Linked DNA regions of Homo sapiens: region 2 is linked to region 1. The links are chromatin loops, found by intact Hi-C in ENCODE. Cell type or tissue: heart left ventricle. All regions are shown on one strand. Each heading gives the region's core, and the rest is flanking DNA. Links, peaks and the distances in the headings are about the cores only.

What was found. Peaks named below come from ENCODE experiments on the same cell type or tissue, not always from the same donor. Only the 100,000 strongest peaks of a DNase experiment are listed, where the experiment ranks them.
Region 2: it touches region 1 in a loop (2.6-fold over the local background); 5 of 110 quality-filtered maps call a loop at or near these places.

Annotation. Positions count from the first base shown.
Region 1 is chr13:31,422,965-31,438,379 of GRCh38, forward strand. It overlaps LOC105370150 (a long non-coding RNA gene), which reads left to right. Exons shown (of 6, transcript XR_941830.1): 2 at 14,755-14,822. Among named protein-coding and RNA genes, the nearest start is that of B3GLCT, 230 kb to the left of the region's middle. RefSeq lists a silencer at 1,246-1,365. In heart left ventricle, for the core only: a CTCF peak has its summit at 8,890 (motif pointing right); a DNase peak (open chromatin) is centred at 8,894.
Region 2 is chr13:31,531,464-31,546,878 of GRCh38, forward strand. No RefSeq gene overlaps it. Among named protein-coding and RNA genes, the nearest start is that of RXFP2, 200 kb to the right of the region's middle. In heart left ventricle, for the core only: a CTCF peak has its summit at 6,779 (motif pointing right); no DNase peak of the experiment used is centred there; H3K27me3 peaks cover 281 bases.

The DNA of each region.
Region 1 (15,415 bases), core at 4,123-12,122:
TGCCATTGTCTTAGTTCAGCTATCATCAACATAGCTTGATAAAAATTCTTACTAGTTAGTCTGGTAGGTCATTTTAACCACCTAGTCGGAGTTCATTTTTCTTAACCTTTCCTTGAACAGGAAGCCTTCAAAGTGTTCATCCAGTGCTGCGTTGTTATCTGTAACCTGCTACAATCTTGAAAATGAGGTGAGGTGAATGGATTTCTCTAACTCTGGTCCAACCGAGTGGCTGGGACAAACCACAGATGACTTGTCACCTCAGTGACAGCCAGTGGAACTTAGCCAGCCTCCTAGAATTTGAGGACCAAGTTGTGTCTCTTTGAACTTTGATTTTCTTCTGGGTTCTAGATCTATTGGTAATGGTGAGATGTGGTGAAAAGAGTTCTAAAACTAGTCTAAGTCCCACTTTTTTCACTGAAAAACTTTGTGGCTTAAGGGTAGATACCTTGCTTTTATTTTTTATTTTATTTTATTTTATTTATTATTATTATTATTATTATTATTATTATTATTATTATTATTATTTTGAGATGGAGTCTTCACTCTGTCGCCCAGGCTGGAGTACAGTCGTGTGACCTCGGCTCACTGCAACCTCTGCCTCCTGGGTTCAAGCGATTCTCCTGTCTCGGCCTCCTTAATAGTTCAGATTACAGGTGTCTGCCATCACACCTGGCTAATTTCTGTGTGTTTAGTAGAGATGGGGTTTTGCCATGTTGGCCAGACTGGTCTTGAACTCCTGACCTCAGGTGATCCACCCAGCTCAGCCTCCCAGTGTTGGGATTACAGGAGTAAATCACCTCGCCTGGCCACCTTGCTTTTACAATGGGATAATAATCCCAAGTAGCCCTATTTGTAAAATCTTGAAGGTCGTGACCTGGACACAATAGGTTCTTGAGACTGTTTTCTTCAGTTAGTTTAGTGAATTACTATTCCTTGAGCACTTGTATGCAAGGGGCTCAACAGGACAGTCCCTCTAAGTACCTACCCTCTATGCTTTGGCTTGCTTGTCCCATGGACCAATTTGCCTTGAGGAATCCACAGTTCTAGCAAAGCCTCTGCAGTCTAGAAAAAATATTGAAAGTGAAATCATTGATATCTATCTCATTACTTTATATATTTCTGTAAAATGAAGATGATTAAAAAAAAAACTACCTTGACAAAGCTGTGTCAAAGATGAAATGTGACTTGGAAGGGATTTGTGGACTGTGAAAGCCTTGAGAAATGTAAATGATCATTTTTGCCATTTGTTGTCATTTGTTCTGCAGTCGCAGGAGTGCCTCTTCCTGCTGCCCTGGTCTGAGCAAGACCAGAAAAGGAGCTGGGAAGGGCTGGTGGCTTTTCATGCCATGCCTGCCCTCTAGTGGCTGTGATCCACAGCCGCTTACCGAACGGGTGGCCCAGAGAGGAACAGAGAAGTCCGTCAAGTTGGGAGAGAAATGTTCAGCGGGGCAATCAACATTGTCCTCAGCCTTCTTCTATGTGGGAGACAGTGCCCACACCCCTTTACCTGTCTACAGTGCCTGATGTAGTGGAGGCACAAAGCTTTGGAGGTCAATAGGCCTGACCCTGTCATTTACCACTGTCCTGAGGCAATTTACCTAATCTCCTGTAGGCATAATGGGAACAATTGAAAGTTGTTGTGAAGATTAAATAAGCTAATTTATGTAAAATAGTCCTCCCAGTATCTGGCACATTTTAAGCATTTTTAAAAAGGCTTTTCATTCCCTTCAAACTTTATTTATATTTTGGGGTTCATATTGGCAGGCTACTTGGGGCTGGGAGTATATGTTTAATCCTTATTTAGATCATCTTAGATGTGTTTCCAAGAAGCAGAATGTTCCCTCTCTAACCCTTTCAAAGGGAAAACAGCTGCCCTGGAACTGATAAGTTCTACAATTACAGGGTTTGATAAATCTGCTCATCTAACTCTGTTCTCATTTTTCTTTTCTGATATGTGGGTCTACTTGCTGCTTTAACTGGGCACTGCATCCTGCCCAGCAGGGTTTTTCAGTGGAGCATCTCTCTCATGAGCCGCTGAGGTCAAGAACTGTCTTATCATCTAGCATATGCCCAGGTCAGGTCTTCAGGAGCTGAGTGTGAGCAGCTTTCACGGGACAGCCATTTCCTCCACTTTCCCTCTGCCCTCCATCCAACACCAAAGGGCTGAGGCAAATCAGGTCACTCTCTGTGCTTTGCTGGGAAGGGGCATCTTCAAGGCAGGAGACATCATTTGCTGTTTCCAAGGTGGATATTTTCATATTCTCAGAAATTTTCAGGCATTTGAAGGGATGGGTCTTTAAATCACACAGATGTAACACATTGAATGACTTCAGGCCTGATGTGTGGGAGAAACATCAAGGGGCCTGGTGTGACAGGAGAACAGGGAGCAGGGGAAGATCTGGGGTTGAAGAGGGAATCAGGCCTTGGAAAGACGCTGCCTTTTTCTCAGAGTGAGATGAGCAGCAGGGTCTGAGTGGAAGAGGGAGTGGAAGGTTTAGTAAGATCATCTGGTTTCTCTGTTAAGATGAGGCTGTAAGGAGCAGGTGTAGACGCAGGGAGAACAGGTAGGAATTCTTGCAGCTCTCCAAGCAGATGCCCATGGCATGGGCAGGTTCAGAAGTGGTGAGGGGATGAGCTCCTGGTTATCACATGACAACAAGGCCTGAAGATTTGCCAATAGATTGTCTCTGGAGTGTGAGAGAAGGAGGGGAGGTGAGGATGAGTCCAAGCATGTTGGCCTGAGCAACTAGAGGGATGAAGCTGCCATTATGAAGACAAGAAGACTGTGGGAGGAGCTGGGGAAGATATTCAGGAGTTGGCTTTTGGACATGTCAACTTTGAGATGCCTAGTAGACATCCATGAGGAGGGCAGTTCGATGTTTGGTTACACAGCCTGCAGGTCAGGAGAAAAGTTCAGACCCAATGTAAGAGTCTTCAGCATAGAGATACTTAAAGCCAAGACATTCAATGAGATCACCAAGGTGTGAGTATTGATAGAGAAGAGGTCCAAGCAGTAAGCTCTGAGGCACTCCAATGCTGAGAGGTCATGGTGGTGAAGAAGAGTCATGGAAGAATACTACAGAGGAATAGGCAATAAGCCAGGAGTCAAACTAGGGAGCCGAGGAAAGAACATACCACGGAAACAGGCAGTAATCAACTGTGTCAGACGGTGTTGATGGGGCAAGTAAGATGAGGACATAGAACTATTTCATTTAGCAACATAAAGGTCATTATTGAGTTTGATTAAGAACTTTTGATATAGTGCCCCATATCCAGATTATAAAACCAATATTATAGCTTGTTAATTTGTTTACATTTCTTTCTATCACACTGATAAGTTAATTTCTTAGACACAGGCAATATGATGTCTCACGCATTTCTGTGTCCTGGCATGCTCAATGAATATTTGTGAAATGAATGTGTAAATACACAAAAGGGAGTATCTTAGATATTGGCCTAGGATGCCTGTGTGGGGCTGCAATCACCCCAGGACTACTGAGCCAGAAACAGACCTCTACTAAAGATTGTGCTTGAATCACCCAGGGATATAGGTGACCATTTGTCCTATTCTTAATGACAGTATCATTCCATAAGTCTCATTTTTTGCATATCATCATCATCCTCATCCTCATCCTCATCATCATCATCATCATCATCATACAATAACCAGATTCTAGCAATTCTTCCCTCATGGTTCATTTTAGAGTAATTCTTCTGCCTTTACTTACCAACTTCTTATACACCCCAACATTATAAACTCTCTAATACCATTTGCTATTGCTCAAGACTAATTGTCTTCATGCACAAACTTTCAAAGACCTATATATTATACTTATTATTCTTTTTGTGGCTTTAAAGGGTGCCTATCATTTAATCATTGAACTGGAGATATTTATTGAGTGAGGTGTGTGCCAGCTAGATGTTACTCTTTGGAGATACATGGTGAGCAAGTTAGACACAGTGACTGCCCTCAGGGAGCTTGCAGTCTAATGGATTTATGTGGCAGAGACATTAAACAAATAACTACAATAAAGTGATAAATGGCATGAGAGGGAAAGTGGCCTCTTCATCCATGTTTTCCAGGGTTCTGTCCTAGGTCCTCCTTTCCTCACTCTCTATGTGCTCCAGGGTGATTTCTTTCACTGTCTTGGATTCCATTAATGACTCTCAAGTAGACATCTCCAGCTCAAATCTTTCTAAACACATCCAACCAATGTCTCTTGGGTCTCTTCTCTTAGGCATCTCAGAATCACTCTCACCAACAGTGTGTCAAAAACAGAAGCAATCATTCCCTGCCCTCCAACACACACCCACACCCACACCCAGGCTCTTCTGTGTTCTAAGCCACCATCATCTGCAGCATCACTGGGCCAGCTGCCCACCCCAACACCAGAGCTCTAGCTTGGGCTTCCTGGTTGACCTCATCCTATTGTTAACAACCTGTCTCTAGTTTTATTACTTGTTTCTCCTAAGCATATCTCAAATCCCACAGTTCCCCTTTTTCCTGCTGAAATTACCATTAAATTGCAACTGCTAAATTTTATTGGACCTTTATTATGTATCAGGCCCTGTAATAAATTCTTTAAATGTGTTTCCTCATACAACCCTCCAATACAATTGGGTAAGATCCGGTGAGTGCTAGCATTATTCCCACTTTTACAGATAAGGAGGCTGCGGTATAGAAAAGTTAAGTACTTTGGAGAGGATCACACAGCTGGTAGGTGAAGGAGCTTTGCACTATGAACCTGTGCCATTACCGTAGAGCCCTTAGTTCAGGCAGCTGTCATCTCTCATCTGGATTTCTCCAATGGCCTCCAGCCATGCCCTTTTCTAAGCTTCACTTCACACCAGAGTAAAATTATGTTCCTACTTAAAGTTCTTTAGTTGCTCCCCTCTACCCTTAGGATAAATCCCATAGGCCGTAATGCAGCTGTTGACATTGTTCCCCATGAACTGACCTCTGGTTACTTTTTAGGGCCTTCTCATTTCCTCCCTCCCCAACCCACCACACAGCCATAAAACACTTTATTTAAACAAAAAAGCATTATTTATTCCAAAGGAAACATTTCATTTTATGAAAAATAATTTTTCTTGTTTAATATTCATCTCCCTCTAATCTCCTTCCTAAATACACTTCCCCCCACTTATACTATTATGAAGTTTTTATTTTTAATTTTTTCCCCAAAGTTTTAGATCTGTTTTATTTTGAACTAATTTAGACCTACAAAAAAGTTGTAAAAATAGTACAGTTCCTTTATATTCTTCAACCAGCTTCCCCTAATGGGAACATCTTGTAAAACCATAGTACAATAATTAAAAACAAGACATTAATACTGGTATAATATTATTAAAGACCTTATTGTAATTTGATCCTTTTTTCACTAATAGCCTTCATTTTTTTTAGAAAAAGATAAAAATAGGACTGTGTTGTAGTGACTTGAATTTTTTTTTTTTTTTTTTTTTTGAGAGGAGTCTCACTCTGTAGCCCAGGCTGGAGTGCAGTGGCACAATCTCAGCTCACTGCAACCTCTGCCTCCTGGGTTCAAGCAATTCTCCTGCCTCAGCCTCCCTAGTAGCTGGGATTACAGGCACCTGCCACCATGCCCGGCTTATTTTTATATTTTTAGTAGAGGTGGGGTTTCACCATGTTGGCCAGGCTGGTCTTGACCTCCTGACCTCAGGTGATCCACCCACCTCAGCCTCTGAAAGTGCTGGGATTACAGGCATGAGCCACCTGACTTGCTTTTTTATTGCTACATAATAATTGTAAGTATTCATGGGGCACATGTGGTATTTTGGTATAAACATATAACATATAATGATCAAATCAGGGTAATTGAGATGTCCATCACTTCAAACATGAATCATTTCTTTATGCTGAGAACATTTCAAATCTTCTCTTCTAGCTATTTAAAAATATACAGTAAACTGTTGATAACTATAGTCTCCCTACTGTGCTATCAAACATTAGGATTTGTTTCTTCTAACTGTATTTTTGCACCCATTAACCAACCTCTTTTCATTCCTCCCCATTACCCTTCCCAGCCTTTGGTAAACGTTACTCTATTCTCTACCTCCATGAGATCAACTTTTTTTTTTTTAGCTCTCACATCTGGGTGAGAATATGGAATATTTATCTTTCTGTAACTGGCTTTTTTAACTTAACGTATTGTTTTCTAGGCTCGTCCATGTTGCTGAAAATGACAGGATATCATTCTTTTTATGGCCAAATAGTATTCCATTGTGTATATATACAACACTCTCTTTTTCTATTCATCCATTGATAGACATTTAAATCGATTCTGTATCTTGGCTATTGTGAATAGTGCTGCAGTAAGCATGGAAGTGCAGATAGCTCTTTGATAAACTAATTTCCTTTCTTTTGGTCTATATCCAGCAGTGGGATTCTAGGTCATATGGTAGTTCTATTTTTAGTTTTTTGAGGACCCTCTATACTGTTTTCCATGATGGCTCTACTAATTTATGTTCCCATCAACAGTGTGCAAAGGTTCCCTTTTCTCCATATCCTCGCCAACAGTTGATATCCTTTATCTTTTTGATAATAGCCATCCTAACAGGTGTGAGGTGATATCTCATTGTGGTTTTAATTTTCATTTCTCTGATAATTAGTGATGCTGAGCATTTTCTCATATACCTGTTGACTATTTGTATGTCTTCTTTTGAGAAATGTCTATTCAGGTCCTTGCTCATTTTATAATCAAGTTATTTATTTTCTTGCTGTTGATGTATTTGAGTTTCTTGTATATTTTGGATATTAACCCCTTATCAAACATACGACTGGCAATATATAGGACATCTCTTCACTCTATTACTTGTTTTCTTTGCTGCGTGGAAGCTTTATAGTTTGAGGTAATCCTGTTGTCTATTTTCACTTTTGTTGCCTGTGCTTTTGGGGTCATATCCAAAAAATTATTGCCCAGAAAAAGCTCATGTTGTTTTCCTCTTATGTTTTCTTCTTGTAGTTTTATAGTTTCAGGTCTTGGTCTTAAATTCCAGTCATTAATCCACCTTTTTTTTGTTGGTTTGTTTTTTGTTTTTTGTGGATTTTTTTTGAGACAGAGTCTCGCTCTGTTGCCCAGGCTAGAGTGCACGGGTGCGATCTTGGCTCACTGCAACCTCCGCCTCCCAGGTTCAAGCGATTCTCCTGCCTCGATCTCCCAAGTAGCTGGGATTACAGGCATGTGCCACCACGCCCGGCTAATTTTTTGTAGTAGAGATGGGGTTTCACTGTGTTAGCTAGGCTGGTCTCGATCTCCTGACCTCGTGATCCACCTGCCTTGGCGTCCCAAAGTGCTGAGATTACAGGCATGAGCCACCGCCTCCAGGCCATTAATCCATCTTGAGTTGATTTTTGTATATGGTGTGAAATGATGGCCCATTTTCATTCTTCTGCATGTGGATATCCAGTTTTTCCAACTCCATTTATTGAAGAGATTCTCCCCATTGTGTGTTCTTGGTGCCTTTGTTGAAAATCAATTGACTGTAAATGCTTGGGTTTATTTCCAGCTAAAGCACTTTCTTTGGTTTAGCTCTGAGTCATCTCCATTTTCCTCTGTTTAGGAAGTCTTCTTTTCACTGTGACTGACCCTCCTCCTTCACTTTTCCCACATTTTCTGGAAATATAATATTTTATCAGTTACGTTTCAGTTCAGAAGTTTTTTTCCTGTAGGAAGCCTCCCTGATTCCCCAAGTCTGGATGAGAAGGTGTGAGAGGCAGAGTACTGGCTCCCCAAAATGTCCATGTCATTAATGCCCTGTACCTGTGGATATATGACCTTGTGTGGCCACAGGACGTCGCAGATGCTATTAAGTTAAGAATACTGAGATGAGGAAATAATCTTAGGTGATGGAGATGAGCAGTGTGATCACAAGGATCCCAATAAGAGGGAGTCAAGAGAGTCAGAATCAGAGGCGATGTGACTGTGGATGCTCCAGAAGCCGGAAAAGGCAAGAAAACATATTCTTCCATAGAGTGTCCACAGGAACACGGCTCTGCGCACTCCTTGATTTAGCCTTGTAAAACCCATTTTGGACTTCTAAACTCCAGAACTATAAAATAATCCATTTGTGTTGTTTTAAGCCACTCAATTTGTAGCAATCTGTTGCAGTAGCAACAGGAAACTCATACAGATGGCTTTCCCTGTGCTTCCATACCTTCCACACTCTATGTCTTCACACTGCAGATTCTATTTCAATGGCTCTATTACCTGCTCATCTCCTAAGTAGCCCATAAGATCTGTAAGAGAATGCACTGAATCAATCTTATGCAACTGATATTCTCAAGTACAAACATTGCTCTTGGAACATACCTGGTGCGAAATTAATATTTTTTGGATGAATGCTTGTCAAACGTGTGGAAATGCTATAATGGGTTTTCCAGGTCTCTCAGGGAATAATTATGAGGAGAAGGTAAGTGTGGTGTTTCTTTGTAGGCTTACCTCAATCTTAAGTATATATACTATATAGAAGGAGCAAAAGTTACTGCTTTTTCTTCATGGGATCATTCTTAGCTTGGTTTGCTTGGCTTTGCATGCCTGGAAATTGACACTTTAATAAAGTGCTTTCTTGTGTTTGCAATCCTGCAGGCACAAGATCCCTTGTTATGAAGAGCTTAAAATAACCTTTCTCAATTACTAGCCTCTCCTGCCTGAAACCTCAGGTTAGTGATGTCAAACAACTTACGATCGGCAGGTGACATACTGTCATTTGGGAGAGTTCTTAAAACTAGATATTCCCAAGCTAAGGCCTGGACCTCTAGCATCAGAATCTCCAGGAGAGGGATCTAGTTCTGCAGGTGATTCTGATGCAGATCCAAATTTGGGAACCCCTGAGACTCAACCCTACAGGAACGTGAAGTGCAGCTGTCACTTTGGCCACTAGATGGCAGGCTTTACTCTCCACCCTGTGGTTCCAGCACAGAAAACTTGTTACAACACCCCACCCACCCCACCCCAAGGGAAATTTAGTATGCTTTGGGCCAAGTGCTAGAATAGATATTTTCGTATGCTTTATCCCGTTGAGCTTCGCAAACACATTGAAAGTTAGGCATCATTATCCCCAATTTACAGATGAAGAAACTGAGGCCTGTGGGATAACACAGAAAGATCATATGCTTTCCATTTAACCATGCTGCCTTAATCTGTTTGGCTTAGACAATTAACTGTCTTGCCTGTAGGAGTTCAGTGAATATTTGTTTAACACATTAACAGATAAACTTAAGCCTGAGAGCAGCACCAGGTGATATCTCTAATTTTCTTCCAAAGCAACTTTATTACAATAATTTATCTTTATTTCAGTTTTCATAAAAGGGCAAGGAGAAATAAACACGAGTTAAATGCATTGCCTTTTAAATTTCTTGGATGGTCTTTGAAGACGAATATGCAGAAGTCTAGTGGTGGGCATGCTGAAAAGATAATCATATTCAGGATATCCAGTGTGGCCACCGATACAACGTGGTCTTATGACACTAGAGGGAATGAGGCTCCTTGAGAGGTGTGGCTCAAAAATTGTGTACCTCCAAGCCAGGATGCTGGTCGGCATGTGGTGTGTGTGTATCTCTCATGTGTGGGGGAGGCCTGTGTGGTGTGTGAGTGTGAAAGGATGGGGGCCAGGGAAAGATGGAAGAGAGAGAGGACATTTGACCTTTCAGTCCTTGTTTCAGTGAGAACATCCAAATGTTATCCTTTTATGTATTGGTACCCCATATGAGATTCTTTTTGGAAAAATGGTTTCCGTGGCCATTAAGAGGCAGAAACTGTTGACCTACGTCATTGTCCAGACTGATAAGCAATTGTATTATTTTGTGCAGAATTTTAATCTGCATTAGCAACATACATAGGCTCAACAAAACACTTTGAATGTATTCTTAAGATGTTTCAGTTAAGGTAAAAATGTTTAAGGTTTGTAGGAAAAAAAGAAAATGAGACACAAAAACAATTACCATGAAAGTCCAAAAATGGTATAAATAAGAAAGGTTCAGACAGAAGTACTTTTAAAATCTACTCTGCTTTATTTCTTCTGTTAAAAGCCAATACGATCTATTAACACGAATGATGAAACTAAAAACGAGAAATCCCTCCTTTTTAGCAACTCTGTCCTGAATGAGGGACAGGATTATGTGACAAAGGACCTCATGAAGGTCTGTGAAATGCCCTGTATAATCCAGATCATTGCAACGGGAAAGTGACTTGGTGGGCCTATACGTGGGTTGCTGAACATTGCCTCAACCTCCCTCCTGCCACCCTGCCAAGATTTTACAGGGACTTAGGAAGGAGACGTCATAAACAGTGGGATCAGCTCAGTAAGCTTGTGTGATTAATACTATGTTTCCCTTTTTCAGTTGCTTAGCATCAAAAAGGAAAAAAATAAGGATTACAAAAAATCAATATCAAGCATAACATAGGATTGGAAACACAGCAATGGTTGGAACAAATTAGAAACACATTTTCATCATCTGACTCCAATAACAAAAGGAAACACCCTTTCCTTCTTTGGGAGCTGTAGCTCTCTGGAGTTTTCAGAAGTCCAAAGGGGGAGACAATGTGGTCTCCAGGTGAGGCTGTAACTGGATCCTGCCAAGTCTCTAATGGTCCCTCTGACACCCTTTCCCCTTAAACTACACCCATCTTGTCTCTTCCCAGGACTCTGTGTCTTTCAGGGGCAGAAGGGGATGGTAGCATTATTCTGGAGATTTTGAACATCTGACAAACCTCCCCTGGTAACTTTTTAGCTGCCTTCCTGGCCCTTAGGGTGAAAGGGGGCAAAATCAAGACCCTTATATTTTGGAGCGATTTTTAAAAACTTCACCAAACAGTTTTGTTAAAATAGATATTTATTTTTCAGCTTTCTTTTGTTCTCCAGTGTTTACATGCTAAGTGTACACGCTCGCATATTCTTGCATATTTCACAATATTCTTTAAAAAAGCTGTTCGGTTTCTTGTGACAGGAATTCAGACCTGGCTTCTGAGCTGTGGCACAGCAGAGGAAAGGCAGCCAGCACGGGATCTGAAACAGCCCGAGGGGCCTTCCCTCATTAGCCCTTTTGATACCCAGTGAAGAGTCACTCTGTCTTTACAACATCTTATTTTCTTTTTACTTGTAGCGCTGAACTCTGGAGGTAATGAGATATCATTGTCACACTCTCTCTCTCCCCCCTATTTAAATGTGCATTCTGTGAAGGTGGGAAGCTTAAACAGTGCCTGGTATATAATAATTGATCAACAAATATTTGTTGAAAAATGGGAAGATACTTATTTAGATAGTGAAGGGCGTGTGGGGGGTGGGCAGGATTGCTGCTCTGGGTGCAGTCTGGACAGCTAAGTATTAACCAGCTCAGCGAAGGGTCAGCAGGGACAGCCTTTTATACCCTGCCCTCTTGGTACCCTAGTTCTTGTCTGGTATTGAGAAAGAATCAGGTTACAAGAAATAATTGAAGGGTGGTGAATGTGGAGGACTTTATTGAGTGGTGGAAGTGGCTCTCAGCAGAAAGGGGAACTGGAAAGCGGGTGGAGTGGGAAGACAATCTTCCCCTGGAGTCCAGCCATCCCTAGCTGAACTCCTCTCCGACCACAGTCTCCGACATCCAGCTGTTTCTTCTCCTCTTGATGTTCAGACACTTCTCTCTTCTGTGTGTATGACTGCTGAGTCTGGGGTCTGGGGTTCTCATGGGTACAGAATAGGGGACGGGATGGGCCAAAAGGCAACATTTGGCCAGGAAAACAGGGATAGTTCTCACTTTGGGCCACGGGTCTAGGTTTAAGGGTGGAGCCCTCGTCAGGAACTCTGCCCTCTTCTACCCGGTATTTCCCTGCCTCCTGGCCTTATCAATGTTACCTCCCGGACTTATCAATGTCACGTCTTCCTCAAGTTCCTAGTGTCGCCCAGTCCAAGTCAATGACTCAGTAGATTAATCAGCAACCTTTTCTCTCAAATTGTCAAAAGCTGTTCAGAGTTATTGAAGACGCTCAATTTGCTGCAGTTAGGGATGCAGAAATTTGATGAATAAAAAAATTATCAGATTTTAACTTAAGACCCTAATTGTTAGATCTTTATTTTCTTTAAGGCTTTTGGAAAAGGAAATAAAAAAATTTTAAGTACTTATAGACGGCATGAAGAGGAGATGCAAAGATTTAGGTCTTTGAGAAAGAAGTGGATTTTTTAAGTGTTAAAAAATCATCATTTTTAGTCTAAAGGCACTGAGTGCAAGGATAATTAAGCAAGTAAAAGTCTCACTTTTTGAACTCAGAAAGTGATAGTTCATTGACTTCATGGATTTTCAACTTAGCAAAATTGCCTTTTAAAAAATAACTAATGCTGTCTTTCTCCTGAGAAAAGCTTTTTTTTTTCCACCTCAGTTTTTTCATAAGCCCAAAAGTATTTTTGCATTTAGGCAGGCCTTTCTATGTGGATTTTGGTGTGAATGTAGATAGTTCTTAAGTTTCTTTCTATGCCCAAATTACTGCTCAGTTATTTCTTTCATACAAACATGTTTTGAGTTGAACCACTAATTTTTACTTATAATATCTAATTTAGCTAAAGTAACTTCACAGACCCCTTAAAACTTGCTCTATAAAAGTGGGAATACTGAAAATCACTAAGTCACCATGGGGCAAAGGGCATAGAATATGCTAGAAGTGACTCTTGCCGGGTTGTAATTTTGGCTGGCCCTGACTTGCATTGCATGTCAATTGCAGGAGTTTGTTACCTACCTTGGAGGGTTTCGATGGGGAAGATCCCTGCAAGCTGCAGGAAGTTCTTTGGACCAATGATTAACCAACCGCCCTGGCACCTTCCTGGCAATGTTGTATTCTTGCCAAGAGGTGGGGAGCTTCCAGGGACCACTGGGGGACACAGAAGAAAACCTGGGAAAATTGAAGCAGAACCCCTGAGATGTGGCTGACCAGATATATGCCCTGGCATCCTGGCTCACGGGATGGGAAAAAAAATAACCTGTGCGTGTCTACTAATTGTTTCAGATCTGAAGAAAAAACTATGATAGATGCCTTTATATACTTTCTGAAAAAGAAATTCCTCAGTATATCACTTACATATCTACAACACTGTTGGGAATGTTCATAATTATAATCATAGCCACAGAGAGACTGTAGATGTTTAAATTCTGTTCCTGGTCAATCTGAGTGTTCTGGAAGGAAAGGAGATTATTTCTGAATGCATGTATTTCTGCATTTCATATCTAGATATTAATTCATGCTGTGATCAATCAAACCCTCTCTGGTTCTTATTAATACCTTATATTTATTTGGGGGCTTTTTCCTCGAGGAGGTATTGTTATAGTAAGTAGCTAGTCTGGCATGAGCAAGACAGGAGAGGGCTCTCCCACCCTGCCCCAGGAATGTCAGGCGACATCAGGTGATGGTCTGGCTGTTGTTAATTGTCTCTCTAAAATAATAATTTGTCACAGTCAGTGCCAGGGAAAGGCAGTTTTCCTATGATAGAAAAAAACCTGAAACTAGTGATCAGCAGTTTCCTGATAAGATCTCAGGAGTTGGGCAGTGGGCTCCAGCATGTGCATTAAGAGGTAAAATGACGGAGTTTAACTGGTCTATGATGTTCCATTGACATTTGACTGGTACGGGAAGAATGCCTCAAGTGAGCATGTGTACAACTCCGTAAACACACTGCACTTGCTCACCTCCCAACTGCCAGTAGGTCACTGCTCGTCAAACAGCCCACAGCCAAGGGAAGAATTAGGGAAGAAGGAATGCAAGACAGCAGAGGAGGTCTTTTGATCACAAGTCAAAGGTCAAACCACACACTTGTCCTTCAAGTTGACTGCTTGGCCCTCTTACAAGTATACTTTCTTTCCTTTTTTTTTCCTGCTTGAAAGCTTTTAATACACTTTCACACCTGCTCTAAAACTTGCCTCGGTCTTTTCCTCTGCCTTATGCCTCTCGGTCGAATTCTTTCTTCTGAGGAGACAAGAATTGAGACTGCTGCAAACCCATATGGATTTACTGCTGCTAACAGTATAATTATTTTATTTGAAATGTTCACACCCTTTCATCATATTACAGAAAACAGACAAGCAATATCCATATAGCTCTCCTCCCATCACCCACTTTAGTCCCATCTTCCAAAATAAGCAAATGATAGCCTTAAGTGGACATTATCATCAGTAAGAAAGGAAGTGGAGGGAAACATGTTTACGTAATGGGACAAGCACTGGACAACAGCTAGGGAAAATGATATGACGCCTTACTGCTGCTAGCCAGCAGTGTGATGTTGGAGGAAGGTACATTTGGGGGTCATAATTTCCTTACCTACAAAATAAGAAAGGTAGGATGTGTATGACCTCTTCAAGCTCAAATTCCAGGATTGGAGTTTAGAGAGCAGCAGAAAATGGCTGAGACCCTTTTTGGGGACAGTCTCCCCTCATACTGGGGATTCTCTTATTTTTCTTCTCAGGGAAACAATAAGCATATTGTGGATTGTAATAAAGAACATTCAGCAGATCGTCATTTTGTCATCACTGTGAATACAGCTTCTGAAAGGAAAGGGACAGAGAAAGAGAAGAAAGAGACTAAAACAAGGAAAAGAGTTTCATTAAAAAAAGAAGATGAAATTTATGCCAAGTTCAAAAACTCAACTGACCATCAAAATGTACACTCATGGTATATGGATAGGTTAAAAAAATGAAACATGGTACATAATTTTTAAAAAGGAAACAATATTTACGTATAATCCAAATCAATCTACATGTTGTTTTATTTAAAGGATTCCCCAATCCAGAGTGCTTGGGAATAAGAGTTTCTGGATGGCCAAGTTTACCCAGATACCTAAAGGTTAGTTAACCTTTTAAATTTTGTAATTTATTTTTAATGGGAAGCTTTCTAAAGTGTACATTTCCTTGTCTTATGAGACAGAGTAGATTAAATGGACCATTTGATCATAATTAGCCCTTGGGAATATAAGTATCTAGTGCTCAGTTCATAGTTACAGACTCAGATGTAGATACAGATTGAATAGCTTGTGTGCTGAAGGCTCACAGACACAATTGTGCTCCTGAAATGTGTTTGTGTTTTTGTGATTAGTGCTTTGTAAATTCCCTGCTATCAATTTGAATCACAGTTATTTGCCTGCTTCTCATAAAGAAAGTGTGGCCTGAGGCTACACCAGCTAAATGAATTCCTGAGGAGTTGAGCATAGCTGCCTCTCAGAACATTTAGTGATCTAATGAAGGCAGCTTTTCTAATGATTGCTGTTAGGTCCTTTTGCTTGTAAGCACTGTTCAGTACATGGTTGTTCACATCCTGGACCACAGGCTCCTAGTCCGCATGGGCCACCCCTTCTCTCTACGATGTCACGTGTTATATCTCTTTACAGTCACTTCCCCCAGTGCTTTCAGCTCCCAGGTCTAAAACTGCCCTAATAGAAA
Region 2 (15,415 bases), core at 2,751-10,750, 110 kb after region 1:
TTTTTGTTTTATTTTCACAAAAATAAGACACTGCAGATTAAATTATAGTCTTCTTTGTTCATCAAGTTTGTACCATTCTACTTTCTTTCCAGATAAACAAGCTCCATAGTGACTTTGGAACATACTCTTCTAGTGATGTGAGTGTGTGTTCAAGCATGATATTCATTTCTGTCATTTTTAAATGGACATTGATATTATCACACTTTATGTATGTATGTATTAGTCTATCGTTTCCTTTTTTATTCACTATTTTATTTTTATTTATTTAATTTAATTTTATTTTTTATTCACTATTGTGTTTTCCAGGTTCATCTGTGTGGATGAATATATTCGTCAAGGACTGCATTGTTATTTTGTGAATTCTAATTGCCATATTTTTTAGTTGCCCATCTATTTTCTGCCTTCTGGGCTATTTTTCTTTTTTGGAAAAATACATTTTATTTCCATTATATCAGTGGTTATCACTAAAATTTAACACAGATGTTTAAAAAAATATCTAAACCAGAACCTTAATCCCCCCTCCTGAACCTTAGAATATTTGAACTCCAAGATCCCCCTCTCCATCTTTCAGGTGATTGTTGTCTAGTATTTCACATGTACCTTCTAAAGCAGTTATTATCACAGAGAATTATTAGTATTTATAGTCAGTATTTACTCTGAATTTTTAATAAATTTGTAATTTTTTGGCTAAATGTTTTCTCTTTACATGTTTTTCAATATTCTTCTCCTTCATATGTAGGAAGAATTTTCAGTAAATATCTGTGAGTAGTAAACCCTTTCAATATTTTAACATTCCAGAATATCTTTACTTTGTCTTTATTGCTGGAGTAATATTTAGTTGCTTATACAATTTTAGGTTGACCTTTTTCCTCAGCATTTGAAAATGTTATTTTATCATTCTGATAACTGCTACTGTTTTAGATAACTGCTACTGTTTGAAATTGTAATTGTAATTTCATGGAGGGTGATCTCTGTTTTGCTCTGTAGCAGCCTCTTAGATTTTGTCTTTGTCTTTCTTGTTTTGTAGTCTCACTCCTAAGTATTCATCCTGCTTAAGGTGCTACTTTTATAAGACTCCTGTCTTTTTTCAAATCTGGAAAAAATTCAGCAATTTTCTCTTCAAATATTGCTTTTCCCAATTCTCCGCATTCTCCCCTTGTGAAAATCTTACAGGATATATGTTGGATCTTTTTATTTTGATCCTCTGTGTCTCTTCACTTTGCTTTCTTTTCTCCTCTGTGCTCCAGTTTGGTCGTTGTACTTATCCACTTGTATTAGTCTACAGGGTTATTTTCATATCAAAATACTACAGACTGGGTGGTTTAAACAACAGAAATTTATTTCTCAAAGTTCTGTTAGCTCAAAGTCCAAAATCAAGGTGTGGGCATGTTTTGTTGTGAAACTGCCTTCACAAAATTATGACAGTAAGAGAAATTTGATATAGCTGACTCCATTTTGTTTCTGACCTCCAAGTTCTCCTTGGTCATTCCTGAACTTATGCCAAGCTTCATCTGGGAGAAATGTAGTTTATAGTTTAACCCTAAAAGAAAGATAATAGCCCTTCCCAAAACTAAATTAGTTTTGTAAAACTAAATTTAGTAAAAAATCAAATTTACTAAATTTCGTAAAACTAAAGTTATGAGATTTGTAACTTCCCTGATTACTCCTGTAGATAACATCATTATTGTAGAACCTAAAATTGGCCTTTTGAGATTTTTTTTCAGACTTTTGCATTTCTGATGACTGATGGCTCCACTGGCCCCATGACTCATGACTCAACTGGTCCTGTGGCCCCCACCCAGAGGCAGACTCAGATTGGAGGACTGTTTTCCACACTCCTATGATTTCATCCCCAGCCAGTCAACATTCCCCATTCCCTAACCCCCTTGTCAACCAACTGTCTTTGAAAAACCCTAATCTCCAAGTCTTTGGAGAGACTGATTTGAGTAATAACTTCATCTCCTGCATGAAATGGCAGCCTCGTATCAATTAAACTTTTCTTTTAGTACACTACCATGATCTCAGTGAACTGGTTTTGTCGGTGCAGTGGGCAGAAAGAATCTATCAGGCTATTATAGTTTCTTATGAGGCCTCTTTCCCTGGTGTGCAGATGGCCACCTTCTTGCTGTGCCCTCTGTGCGCATGGACACACGGCCTTTCCTTTGTGTGAACACATCCCTAGTGTCTCTTTGTGTGTCCAAATTTTCTTTTCTTTTAAGGGCACCAGTTACACCGCACAAGGGTCCACGCTTCTTTAAGGACCCTGTCTCTAAATACAGTCACATTCTAAACTACTGGGGGTTAGGGCTTCAATTCACCCTTTAACACTATTAATTCACTACTTCTCACTGTCCCTAAATCTATTTTTCTATTCTTTGAGTTATTAAATTTCAGTGACCATAGATTCAATTTCAAGAATATCTTTTGTTCTTGCAAAGATTTGTTCTTTCCCTCCCCCAACATCTTGAATATCTTTTTGCATTTCTTTCTTTCTTTAAACATTTTAGACGTGTTTATTTTAAATCCTCTTTGAGGTGGTCTTGTTATCTTCAGTTCCTGGGAAGGCACATCTTCCAATGAAGTCTCTTTTCCTCTCTTCTTTTGTTTACTTATGTCACTATTACAATTTTTATTACTATTATTTTTTACTATGAGCTCCTTGTCATTGGATTGTCTTCTGTGGGGATCTCCTGGGTGTTGGTTACGACTTTAATCTTCAGAGTAGTTTTATGTTTGCCCACGTTGGGAGCACACTGGGCTTCCACAGTGTCAGACCGCTTTTCTATTACATTCTTAACTTGGTGTTCCTCCACCATGCAAATATCAAGAATTCAGACTTCACACATGTGCATGGTACAAGAGGAGGGCTCAGATTTCTCATGAGTGGCTCTTTTCCCCCATATTTCTTAGGGGAAAACAACTGGAGTTTCCTTTGTGACTTGTCTCCAGGCACTCAAGCTAGAACCAGAACTCCCTCCCGATCAGCCTTCTTTCCCTATGTGTTAGGTCCAATAGAAGGATCACCCCTTGGCTTCAGCATTCACTCACTATGGTGACTTGGAGTTTTCTCTTCATTTTTTGGTTTTAAGCTGAACTGTTTTAAATACTTCTTTGTTATATTCAGCATGTCTATGTTTTAGAGGTTAAAGAGGGGTTTTTTTCCCCCTTCCCTGCTAATGCTTAGTCAATTTTATTGACCCCAAAGACCTGAAGCACTGGATCATTGTCAGTGTCATCCGTAATGATGTTTGCTTCATTTAATATAAAATGCAAAAATTCTGCCACTGGCTATAGATGAGTGACATAGGACTATTCCTTCTATTTAATCGGCTCTGCTGCTGCCTCTCCTGTGAATTGTGTCTACATTCACCTTGGTTGGAGAGCCTTCCTCCTTATGTTTCTTTTGGTAGGAGAATGATTTTCCTTTTTAATCTATGCTAGGGTGGATCCACCACTGGGCCAGAGCACAAATATGGGCTATTTTCCCTACTCATCTTCCTTCTGGCGGAAATTCAGAATTTTTAACCCATAATCCTTTCACATCCAGTGTTGGGTGGATTATACTTTGACCCACATTATCTCATATGACCCTCTTAAAATCCAGTGTAGCTATTATTATCTTAATTTTATAGATAGAGAAATTGGTGTGCAGGGGATAATTACTTATCCAAGATTAGTAACTAATGAAACTGATGATGACACCCTTTCCTCCATGGAGGAGGAACTTCACAAGGAAACGTGGCCCAAATGGAGTTTACTGATTCATTTCCTCATGAGTGACATGAGTAGAACCTCAGGGCTCCTCTCAGCCTAAGAACCTGTATTTGTAAGCTCACCAAGAAAACCTCTGCAGGACCATGCCCTTTACTGTGCATATCTGAAACAACATCAAAATTCCTTGGAGGTGATTATGATAATAGATACAAGAATAATTCTGAGAAATGCATTCATTTGCTCTCTGAAAAGCTGTGTGTTGTAGTTTTAACCTTCTTGGAATTATTGTCTGAAATTTCTGGGACATAATTTTTGGCACCAATTGCTACAGAATCAGAACAAATGGCTTTGTAGACTCAATATGTTTACATGATAATGTGTTAATTTGATAATTTTATATCATGGAATATTGCTTATTTTCATCTTCAGAAATGCAATTGGTATACTGATGTAAAATTCATAAAATTCAGAAGATTGCTTTGGCTCTGGTCTTCGTAATAGAAGTTTTGTGATGCCTTAAAAAAATGTATTAATGTTTTGCCTTGAGGCCCTTGGCTTTCTTTATCATCTCTGTCTCTTCTACCCCTGCAATAAGTGATTCCCTAAAAGCATCCCTATGTTTTGTGCTATCTTGTTTTGTCCTGTAGAATTAATAAAAAAGGAGCTGTTGGCAGCTTTTGTGGGCAACTCCTCATGTCTTTTTGGGGTCCCCAGGTGCCTGATGAAGCCACCCCTGTGTCTTTTGCTTCGTTACCTTCTACATGAAAAAGGGAATTAAAAGTCATTTCCACCTGCCCTGCATTTGCCTTGTGGCTTCAAGAATATGAAAACTAATCAAAAGTGGAAATTGCAGCTTTTTATAACATCTCGCAGCAGGGGCCTTTTCTTTAAAAAGGCAGAAAAAAGAAAATGGAACAGAAGAATTGACAGTTAAACTCATAGGGCCCCAAAACCTTCAAAGTTTCATCTCTAGGGTCTTCTGAAAAGAAAAAGCCTGTGCTCTGGAGGTTTTTACCTCCAGGACTTAATGTACGAAGATGCTTTTGACACTTCAAAGGGGTTTGATGTTTCACAGTTATGGGCAGATTTCCTCAAAGTTGCATTTTGCCTGATATGCTGTTCAATGTTGTTCTTCACATGGGCGATTTCAGCAAGAGCTACATTCTAACCTCTCTTAGATCTTGAAAATCACTCATCCTGCTATTCTAGGAAATCTAATCTATCAACAGCTGAAAACTTCACCTAAACACCACGGACTGGGTGAAGAAAGGAAACAGATGATGATTTTTAATTACTGCCTTGAGTCAGGTGCCCAGAAACGTCTCCCCACTCACTGTCCTGCAAATGGTTTTTAGGGTGTAAGGAGAGCTATGCATATTTTGGTTAGTAAGAGTAAATCTGTGTGTGTGTGTATGTGTGTGTGTGTGTGTGTGTGTGTGTGTGTGTGTGTGTTTTGATGTACTCCCTGATTCCTTCTGTGAGCTTCAATTTCATTTTGTCAGCTCCAGGATATCTGTTCTCAAGAAAGGAAATTTGAGACACCTGAATTTTGCTGTGTTTATTGCTGTTAATCTTTAGTGCCTCTCCCCTCCAAGTATTTACTGAAAACATTGTGTAACTTATTTGGAAGAATGTCGATACCTGTATAACATTGCTCAGAGAACTTTTAAAAATCCACCAGAGAAAACATCTGACACACAAAAAATATCTTAAGTCTCATTCACACACACACAAACACACACACATACGCACACACACAAATTCCTTGAAAGAAACTCAGAAAACCACGGAAAAAGAAATAAGATTTTGGATGTTGCTGGAGACAAACTGCATCAGAGAGATTAATTTTAAAAGCATTTTATGGTTTTCACACAGCTTAGCATGGAAGAAGTGACCAGGTCAAGAATGGTCTTCATTTTTAGTAAATTAGGCAGGATGCTCTGAAGCAGTGGCTTGCTCTGATTCTCTAATTGTCTTTCTAAGCATTGGTTTTATGAAATCTTACTGCCCATCCTGCTGACAGCATAGCACACAGGGCAGAATTCAAGCTCAGTGTGGATGTGTCCAGCTTCAGGTCAGTGAATCAGTGGCAGGGTCACATCCTGAGTTTACAACCTTTAAATTATGGTCTCCCTGCTCTACAGCCAGGGAGCTCGGTTTTGCTATTTCAGGATACAAGCTATTGATTTGTGAGGCAATACTTCAACAATTAATCAAGAAATAATTATTCATGGAGCATCTTTAATTTGTTGTATATTCCCTGGGACTGATTGGGAGTACCCTTTATCTGTCCTTGCATAGCTGATGCTAATCTGGTTGGGGAGAAGCTTTGTTTAATATGTATTAGACACTAAGCAATGAGCAAGCTATGCCAGTCAATACTATCAATGTAATTAATGTTGTTAATATGCAACTTTTTTTGGGGCTCACATGAGAGTAAGATCTATGAGGGCAGAAACTATATAGGAAGGCTTCCATCAGAAAGGCGATTAAATGAGCCACAGGGAAAAGGAGATGCATTATTGGCTGGAGTGGGGTGGTAGAACATAGAATAGAATAGCCTACTTAGGAAAAATCATATCTGAATAGAAGTGTAGGTTCATCCTATACCTCCACCCTCATGTTCCTGCATAAATCGCCACATAGTCTAAGCTTCAGCTAGGAGCTTAGACCACTTTTGACCATTTATTATTATCTTTATTCATTTTTATTCATGTTTTCATTCAATGAAATGAATATTTATGGAATGCCTGCCTAGTGTTAATACTTTACCAGTCACTGAGGGCTCAAGGGTGAGTAAGTGGCCATGGTTGCATGCTGGTTATGAGCATGGATTTTGGAGTCAAATAGACTTGACTAAGGGCTGTCTCTGATAACTACCAGCTGAACAAATTATTTAAATTCTCAAAGCATCATTTTTGTCATTAGCAAATAAGAATACCTCACAAGGTTGTTTATAACTAGAATTTTGCCTGGCCTTCCTCCTTATCAGTTTTTCTCTATAGAATAATTGCTTCCTCTTTCCTGAAGTTTTGGGATGTTTCCGAAAGTGGAAGCTGTTTGATATGTGTCCTCCAGAGGGCAGTCCCCTGCAGATACTCTCCCAGATTCTCAGGACTTTCCTGACTTCTAGCCATCCTATAGACCGGTGTTGAGCTCTTCCTTTGATTCTGTGAATTATTACACATCTGTGTGTATGATATGATCATGGTCCTGTGCTTTAGAAACATCTCTCTGATGTGGAAGAAATGAAGCCGGGTATTTTGCCCAATTAGAGCTGCCTAGACTAGCTATAATCTCTCTAATAGTGATATCCATATGCAGACAGAGACAGATTGAGTAGTCAAAAATGCTTTAGCTAAACCAATAACTCACTCAGCATTTATAGGTTGAAATTAATTATAGGAGAAATTGGTTCCTGTCTTTTTATAACTTAAGTGGAAAAATATAATCTTCTATAACAAATGTTATAGCGTAAGTGGTTGGACTATTCAACCCTATAACTCAGCAGTTATATACCTTGGAAGGTCTATTTTTTATCACCTTAAATACTAGTAAACACAGACGCTTTATAAAGTGATAACCAGGAGAAGATGCTGTACATTTGTAATCTTTAGAACTCAGCCCCACTTGGCTGGCTGCCAACAATGCTTCCAACTTATTGTGTTTTCATGGCCACAGGAATGTAAACATTCCATAACCTCTTCTTCCTTGTCATTCCTAGAAGAGCAATTTGAAGGCAGTATTAATAATGCTTCACGTATATATCCCCACAGGGTTACTTTCTCTTTCTTTGCAAGTCCTCATGCTAAATACTGTCATAACTCACTAATCTATAACCAAGGTCAGTAAAGATTTAAAGAGGATCCTCTTTGATTCTACATTGGACATTCTATAGAGAATCAACTGAAAACAAGATTGGAGACATTCTGGAGATGACAGTCATCTGAATATGAATAATGGAAATGGGAATGTGTTAAGAAGTACTTACATGATGGACTCAATGAAACTTGGTGACTTATTGGGGGAAAGCATTGAGGGAAAATTAGGAAAGAATGAGACCAGGGATAACACCTAGGTTTCTATCTTAGGTAACTCTGGATGATGGTGACATTATATGAATCGGAGCACAGGTGGGGGAACGTATTGGGGGGTAAGATGATGCAATTCTGTGTGGGCATGCTGCATTTGAGGGCTTGTTAACTGTGTAGTGTATCGAATATTCTGGTTTCTTCCTCCTGGATCCCCTCTCTGCCTGATGAATGCAGGAGTGACCATGTGGACCTTCCAGGCACAAGGCTTAAGAGCCAGATGTTTTCCATACAATCTCGGTCTCAGACGAAAAACAACGTAGAGTCTCAACTGATTTGAGATGAGTATGTAGTGTAAGCAAGGCATAAACCTATTTTTTACCATAAGCTGCTGGAATTTGGGATCATTTATTTCCTCAGCTCAATGTAGCTGATATTTACTGTCACAACATCTAAGTTACGTCTGTGGAAAAGGCACCAACTCTCAGAAGAGACATCAGGACTGAAGACACAGATTTGGAAATCTTCCTTGTTTAGATGGTAGCCATACTTACTACAGGGGGTGCTATTTTCTAGAGAGATTACAGATAGATTAATAAGAGAAGGGAGTCTATATCAGTGAAGGTCAAACCAAGCCAGAAATAAAGAAACCACATTGGGTATTTAAAACAAAGATAATTTAATACAAGGAATTTTGTGCATAAGTAATGAAAGAGCTGAAAAGCTAAACTATGACACAGAGATACCATCCGGAGATTAGCAATAGCAGCAAGTCACCACCACCCCTGGCCAGAAGGACAAAGAGAGGAGGGGGTATGACCAGAGACCCGAGTTCAAGGTCTTTGGCAGAAGGTGGGACCACAGCAGGCCTGTTACTGAGAACTGGAGCCACAGAGTAACACAGCTACTGCTGGAGACACCAGAGGAGACAGACACGGGGGGAGTTAGCCTCCCTGTGATATAGAGAATCACTTACATTTTAGACTTGATCTTCCCTGCTACAATTATGTAGCAGTAATCTGATTCCCCCTTGGAAACTAACCTCATTCACCTGAGCCAGTAAAGCAACCTCCTGTCTGTCTATTGGTTCAAGAACGTGAGGAGCTCAAATAGCCAAGTGACAGTCTCATTTCCAGCTTACTGGGATCCTTGTTGTGTCACTTGGTAGAAACACTCCTTCCTTGGCTTCAGGGAGAGGAAGCAAAAATTCTACAAGTGTGCTATGAAGTATAAACAGCACCCATGCCCAGTTCCACCACGTGGACCCAGAATGCATGCATTGTTGCTATGGGAGAAATAGCATCATATGTTGATGATTCATTCAAAGCATACACTGAGGCCATAACTGAATCTTCAGTGGATCTGAGTTGACATTAATTTAATCCTTAGGGACATAAAATGTCACAGTAATGTTTGAGTGTCAAAAACACCTAGGGTTAGGCAGCAGTTCTGCCACTTACTAACTCAGGCACTTCACTTAACTCTTCTGAAACTTATTTTACTTTTGCATTAAATAAAAAAATTTAAAATGCCAACAGGATATTACTTGGGCCAATACATGAATGTTGAAAACACCCAAGAAAATGACAAATCATGAGGAGGAGAGAAAGACTTTATCAACAACAGCAGGTGGAGAAAAGTTTAGACAAAGAACATGAGCCTCAGAGGTGCAGGAACTTTACCTTTGTGACTTTGTTAATGTCACTTTGTTTATTTCTTCTGCTGGATGTTTTAGCTGTCATGTAGAATCCTGCTCATCTTTCAAAGATCAGCTCAAATGCCACTTCCTCCATGAAGCTTTGCTTAATGGGAGTTATCATCAACAGCAGCTCATAAAATATTTACTGAGGTCTTGCTATGAGTAGGGGTCTGTGCTAAAATATAATGAGGTCGAGATGTCAAGTCAAGTGAAAGAAACCAGTCTGAAAAAGCTGCATACTGTGTGATTCCAACTATAGGACATTCTGGAAAAAGCAAAACTATAGAGACTAAAAATACCAGTGGTTTCCAAGGATTTGGGAAAAGAGAGGCAGGATTGAAATGGTAAAACAGAGGGTGTATTTAGGGCAGTGAAACAATTCTATATGATACTATAATGGGGGATACCTGACATTATACATTGATCAAAACCCACAGAACTGTATGACACAAAGAGTGAACCCCCATAAACAACTGGCCTTAGTTAATAATAATGTATCAATATTGGTTCATCAATTGTGACAAATGTACCACACTAATGCAAGATGTTAAGAATAGGAGAAAGTGTTGGGCTGGGGGAAAGGGGTATATGGCAGCTCTCTGTACTTCCTGGTAAATTTTCTTGTAAACCTGAAACTGCTCTGAAAAAATCAGGTCTATCAATTTAAAAATGATATAATGGAGTCTTCTGTCTATTGCTTTAAAATTGTAAATCTTTCTGGAGAAGAAGGTGTCCACAAAATAATTTCCATGAGAGTGTATGCTATATGAGCGTGAACGCATAGATGGTAATGACAAAAATGTTCAGATAAGTATTCTCTAAGGACTGAGGCAAGGCATTGATGGGAGGGGAGAGCTTGGGTAAGAAGAAAAGAATTACAAGGGCGTTCTGAACCAGGCAGGCCATCTGATTAAAAGTGGAGAAAATGGTAATAGTCATGCTTTCCTCAGGGATACATTCTGAGAAATGACTCGTTAGTAGATTTCATCATTATGTGAACATCATAGAATGTCTTCACACAAGCGTAGATGGAATAACCTACTACACACCTGGGCTATATGGCACAGCCTGTTGCACCTAGGCTACAAACCTGCACAGCCGGTTACTGCACTGAATTCTGTAGGCAACTGTAACACAATGGTAAGTATTTGTGCATCTAAACATATCACATAGAAAAGGTACAGTAAAAATATGGTATTATAAGATTATGTGACCACTGTTATATATGTAGTCCATCATTGACTAAAATATTATTATGTGGCACATGACTGTATGTGCGAAGCCTCCTGCTAACTGTAGAGGAACTTTTAAGTGTTTTTTTGAGACAGAGTTTCGCTCTTGTTGCCCAGGCTGGAATGCAATAGCACCATTTTGGATCACTGCAATGTCTGCCTCCTGGGTTCAAGCGATTCTCCTGGCTTTTTTTTTTTTTTTTTTTTTGAGATGAAGTCTCAGTCTGTCACCCCCGCTGGGGTGCAGTGGTGCAATCTCGGCTCACTGCAACCTCCACCTCCCGTGGTCAAGTGATTCTCCTGCCTCAGCCTCCTGAGTAGCTGAGATTACAGGTACACGCCACCAAGCCCAGTTAATTTTTGTATTTTTAGTAGAGATGGGGTTTCACCATGTTGGTCAGGCTGGTCTCGAACTCCTGATCTCAGGTGATCTGCCCACCTTGGCCTCCGAAAGTGCTAGGATTACAGGTGTGAGCCACAGTCCCCAACCTATAATTACAATTTTTAACTCTCTAACCTTGAGAGAGGAGGAGAGGAGAATGACTATCAAATTTGTTTACAAATTGCAGGTAATAACCTTGTATTTGTTATTTCTAACTTATTTGCAAGTATGACTTAGCTTTTAGTTACCACACTTTGTCTCCCTGAGAAGCTTAAAGAGTTAGGAAAGCCCCCAACCCTGTTGTAACATCCTAAGTGAAATAAGGCAGTAAGGGGCAGGGCCCTGCTTCTGAAGTCAGGAGTGTTAGCTGCATGGAGGGCTGGGTGGGAACTGCGAAAACAGAGCCCTGGCCAAGGGTGGGACTACAAGGTGCACACCCTGCATCATTTAGAGAATGTTTAAGGCCATACCTCACATTGGTTTTTCCTGTAATAAGCTATTTGGTTAAGGCCCAGAATCACCCAAAGCCAGGTCTCAGAAGGTTCATTCATATTTCATTCATCACTGTATGTCTTCATTTGCAAGGACTGCCATAACAAAATACCACAGACTGGAGGGCTTCAGCAACAGAAATTTATTTTCTCACAGTTCTAGAGGCTAAAAGTCTAAGATCAAAGTGTTGGCAGGGTTAATTTCTTCTGAGGTCTCTCTCTTTGGCTTGTAGATAGCTGTCTTTCCCCTGTGTCTTCTCTCCATGTGTGTGTCCATATGCTAATCTCCTCTTCTTATAAGGACACCTGTCATATTTGATTAGGGCCCACCCTAATGGCCTCATTTTAACTTAATTACCTCCTATCTCCTATACAGTCACAATCTTTAGTACCAGGGGCTAGGACTTCAACATATGAATTTTGAGGAAACATAATTCAGCTTGTAGCAATCACCATCCATGTTTCTCCTGAGATAGGCACTAATCACCTCTCCTGGGATCAGGGGTAGAAGATTAGGAGATTTATTAGTCATTGCTGTTACTTAACAACAGCAACAAAAATAATATTAGTTAACTTATGTTGAACATTTACTGTTGGCCAGGCACTAGGATAAGGGCAATTAGCGAACTGATGATGTTTGACTCAAGAGCCCATTACAGGCCACGTACAGTGGCTCACGCCGGTAATACCAGCACTCTGGGAGGCCGAGGCAGGTGGATCACTTGAGGTCAGGAGTTGGACACCAGCCTGGACAATATGGCGAAACCCCATCTCTACTAAAAAATAGAAAAATTAATCAGGCATGGTGGTGCGTTCCTGTAATCCCAGCTATTCGGGAGGCTGAGGCAGGAGAATCACTTGACTATGGGAGGCAGAGGTTGCAGTGAGCTGAGATCGCACCACTGCACTCCAGCGGGGGTGACGGACTGAAACTTCGTCTCAAAAAAAAAGCCCATTACAACCTTCTTTGTCCACTTCACCAACAAATCAACCTTTCTGTTTTTTAAAGGATTAGAATTAAGCTCATTGTTGGGAGACAATTATCCATCCACGTGTCTCTTGTGTTTCTGCATACGTCCTACAAGCAGAGGTGCTGACTGCCTTTTTTTCTGAACTATATTTTCAGAGATGTTTATTATGGACAACTGCCATGAAAGATAGACAAAATGTTTTCCTCAGGAGTAAACAGCTAGCATGATTACTGCTTATTATAAAAGATATGTGTTCCTGAACTCAGGGTTCCTCTTCTCTAATGCAGCCTACTGTATATGCTGATTTTCCCTGGCCTTCCATGTATTGCCCTATGATTGGGGCTCTAGAAACAGTTGCAAGAAAATGCTTATACTTTGGCTGCTGCTATTGCTGTTAGTAAGAAAGTCGTTTGTCTCTGACCCAGAAGTCTCATGTCTTCTGCAGCATCCATGAAACTATAGCAGTTTAACTTGTTAGTTTGCAAGTAGGGCAAAATGTAAGACCCTTCATGGTTCTTGGTACCCATTTAATCTGTCCATGTGAGTAGATTAGGGATAAGCAGGGTAAATTCTTTCCTCTGAATGGTTGAAATGATCAGTCCAGTTGACGGAACAGAGGATTCCTGTCCGCATATGAAGGAAATAAGGCTAGATCAAGGGAGACGTGAGCCAGATGTAGAGAAGCTGGATTCCCTGCTGAAAGGTTGGATAGATGTGATAATTAATAGGGAGATGTGGAATGATGCAGAGGAGGGTGAGGGTGCACAGGATAATGAGACAGGAAGATAAACAGCTGTATTATTTAAGGTGGATTGGAGAGGGAAAAGTTCAAAGTACAGGAAGAATGGTTAGAAGAGATTTGTCTTGGCACAAGGCGATAAGCAATTGAACTAGAAAGATGAAAAGAAAAGAAATGGAGGCAAAAGAATTAATGTTTATAGAGTTCCTGAGTTCATACTCTGACCAGGAAGCTAAGATAGATGGTTGTTTGATTGACTAGAAGTGGGGGTTGCCCTGTTATAAGCAATGTAGGGGGGACTGAGGCAGTGGGTGCTCAGGCAGGAGAGGCTGGCAGGAGTAGGGTGTGGTACAGGCTGCATATAACTTTCTGCCCTCTTGTGGGAACCTAAAGCGATTGAAATCTCTCACTGTGAAATCATGGAGAGAAGAAAATCCTAAGTGGCCTAGATGGTAGACTGAGGCAACCCAGGGAGAGTAGACATGCAACTATCAAACGTGCTATGAGGTACTATCAGTGCTGCAACCCAGGAGGTCTTACAGTTCTCATAGAATTATACACTCTCTCCTTTCATTCCACCTTTTATTTAGTTTAGTCCAAGGCTGCTCAGGTCCTCTCCAGGTAATTCTGTTCATAGCACAGCTCTTTTGCCTATCAGTTGGTCCTAATCCCTATAGATAAATGTTATATATCCATTGCCCTTTGCATTGGGGTTCAGATCAGAGCTTGCGTCCCTGTGGGATCAATGGACACTGATTCTATAGTATTTTGGAGAACACCTCTATTGGAATCCACAGAGAATTAGAGAGAAGAGGATCTGGAGAGCCAGATAGGGAGAAAAGGTTTGAGGATGACACCAAACTTTCTCATGTGTCTGACAAGATTGTGTTAGTGGCAGAAATATGGAATTTGGAATAAATGTCAGTTTTAGGGGAAGGAGATGGTAGGATTTAGGATGTCAAATATTTCTTTTCTACACTCTTTCCCTGGTAGTACTTTCTTACCTCCCATATTGTCTTCATTATCAAAACTTCTTATTCTCATCCTGTGCTTGTAAAATGGCCAGTAGTAGTGCCAAAGAATGAACAACAATCTGAGTCATGTTTTAGCTTTTCAAACTGTCGGAAGCACTTTCAGTTCATGCAGTTGTGCTACAATCAACAGCAACAAAGAGAAAGTGATAAAATGCTATTGCAGATCTCAGAAATTACACGTTATAAATAGTGGATGGGGAACAAAAGATCCAGATTACAGAGAGAAAATAATTTTAAAACGGTTTATTTTAAGATGAGTTGTTTCTGGAGTGTTTAACAATAAATACAATTAATGAAAAAAATGAACTATCACCATCTCTGATGTTTTTCACTTTTTGCAATTATCTAAAACTTCTGCAGACAATGATGCCCACACAAATATAAAGATCTACACTTTCAGACATGATCTTGTCAAAAAGCCATTTGACATCAGGAGTTTATCTCTCTTGGCTGAATGGAAGGAAAGCTGGCACTTAAAATAGAGAGCACAGCTCAGTCAAATGCCTTGCAGACAGTTTCTCCCCTTGATCAGTTAGCTCACCAGAGCTCTTTGTTGAGTTTACTAGGCTTTAAATTCAGTTTTCTAATCAGCACATAGAAAGATTTATAACACAGCATCCCCCAAACCACAATAATTTCAAATCTGAGGAGATTTATCCCTAGTCCTTTACATTGAAATGTGATTTTCTTCTTAAAGGGACCCTCATATTTCTGATTTTATAGTTGCTCTTTTCAAAGAGGAGGCTTAAATTATTTTGTTTCCATGTTAATTTAGGGAGTTATAGCTTCTAGCGTCTGCATTTAACAGATTGAAAGGTGTAAGCCAATAGTGTTCATATTTATTTTACCAAAGACCTCATTTGCAGAAATTAACTAAAAGGGACTCATGACCACTACAGAATTATCTGAGCAGTAATGTATATTATTATAAGTGTAACTAAGATAAAAATTTGAAACTATGAAAGTTAAGTAAAAAAGCAACTAGAGAACTGAAGCTGAGTTTATGGCTTAAAACTAAGGAGGCCAGGGGCAAGGGAGAGACCTGGAGAAAACCTAGAACTTCTTGCTTCTGCTGACCAGTGAGAGGAGCACATAGAAGGGTAGCTTCTGATTTTTTAAAAA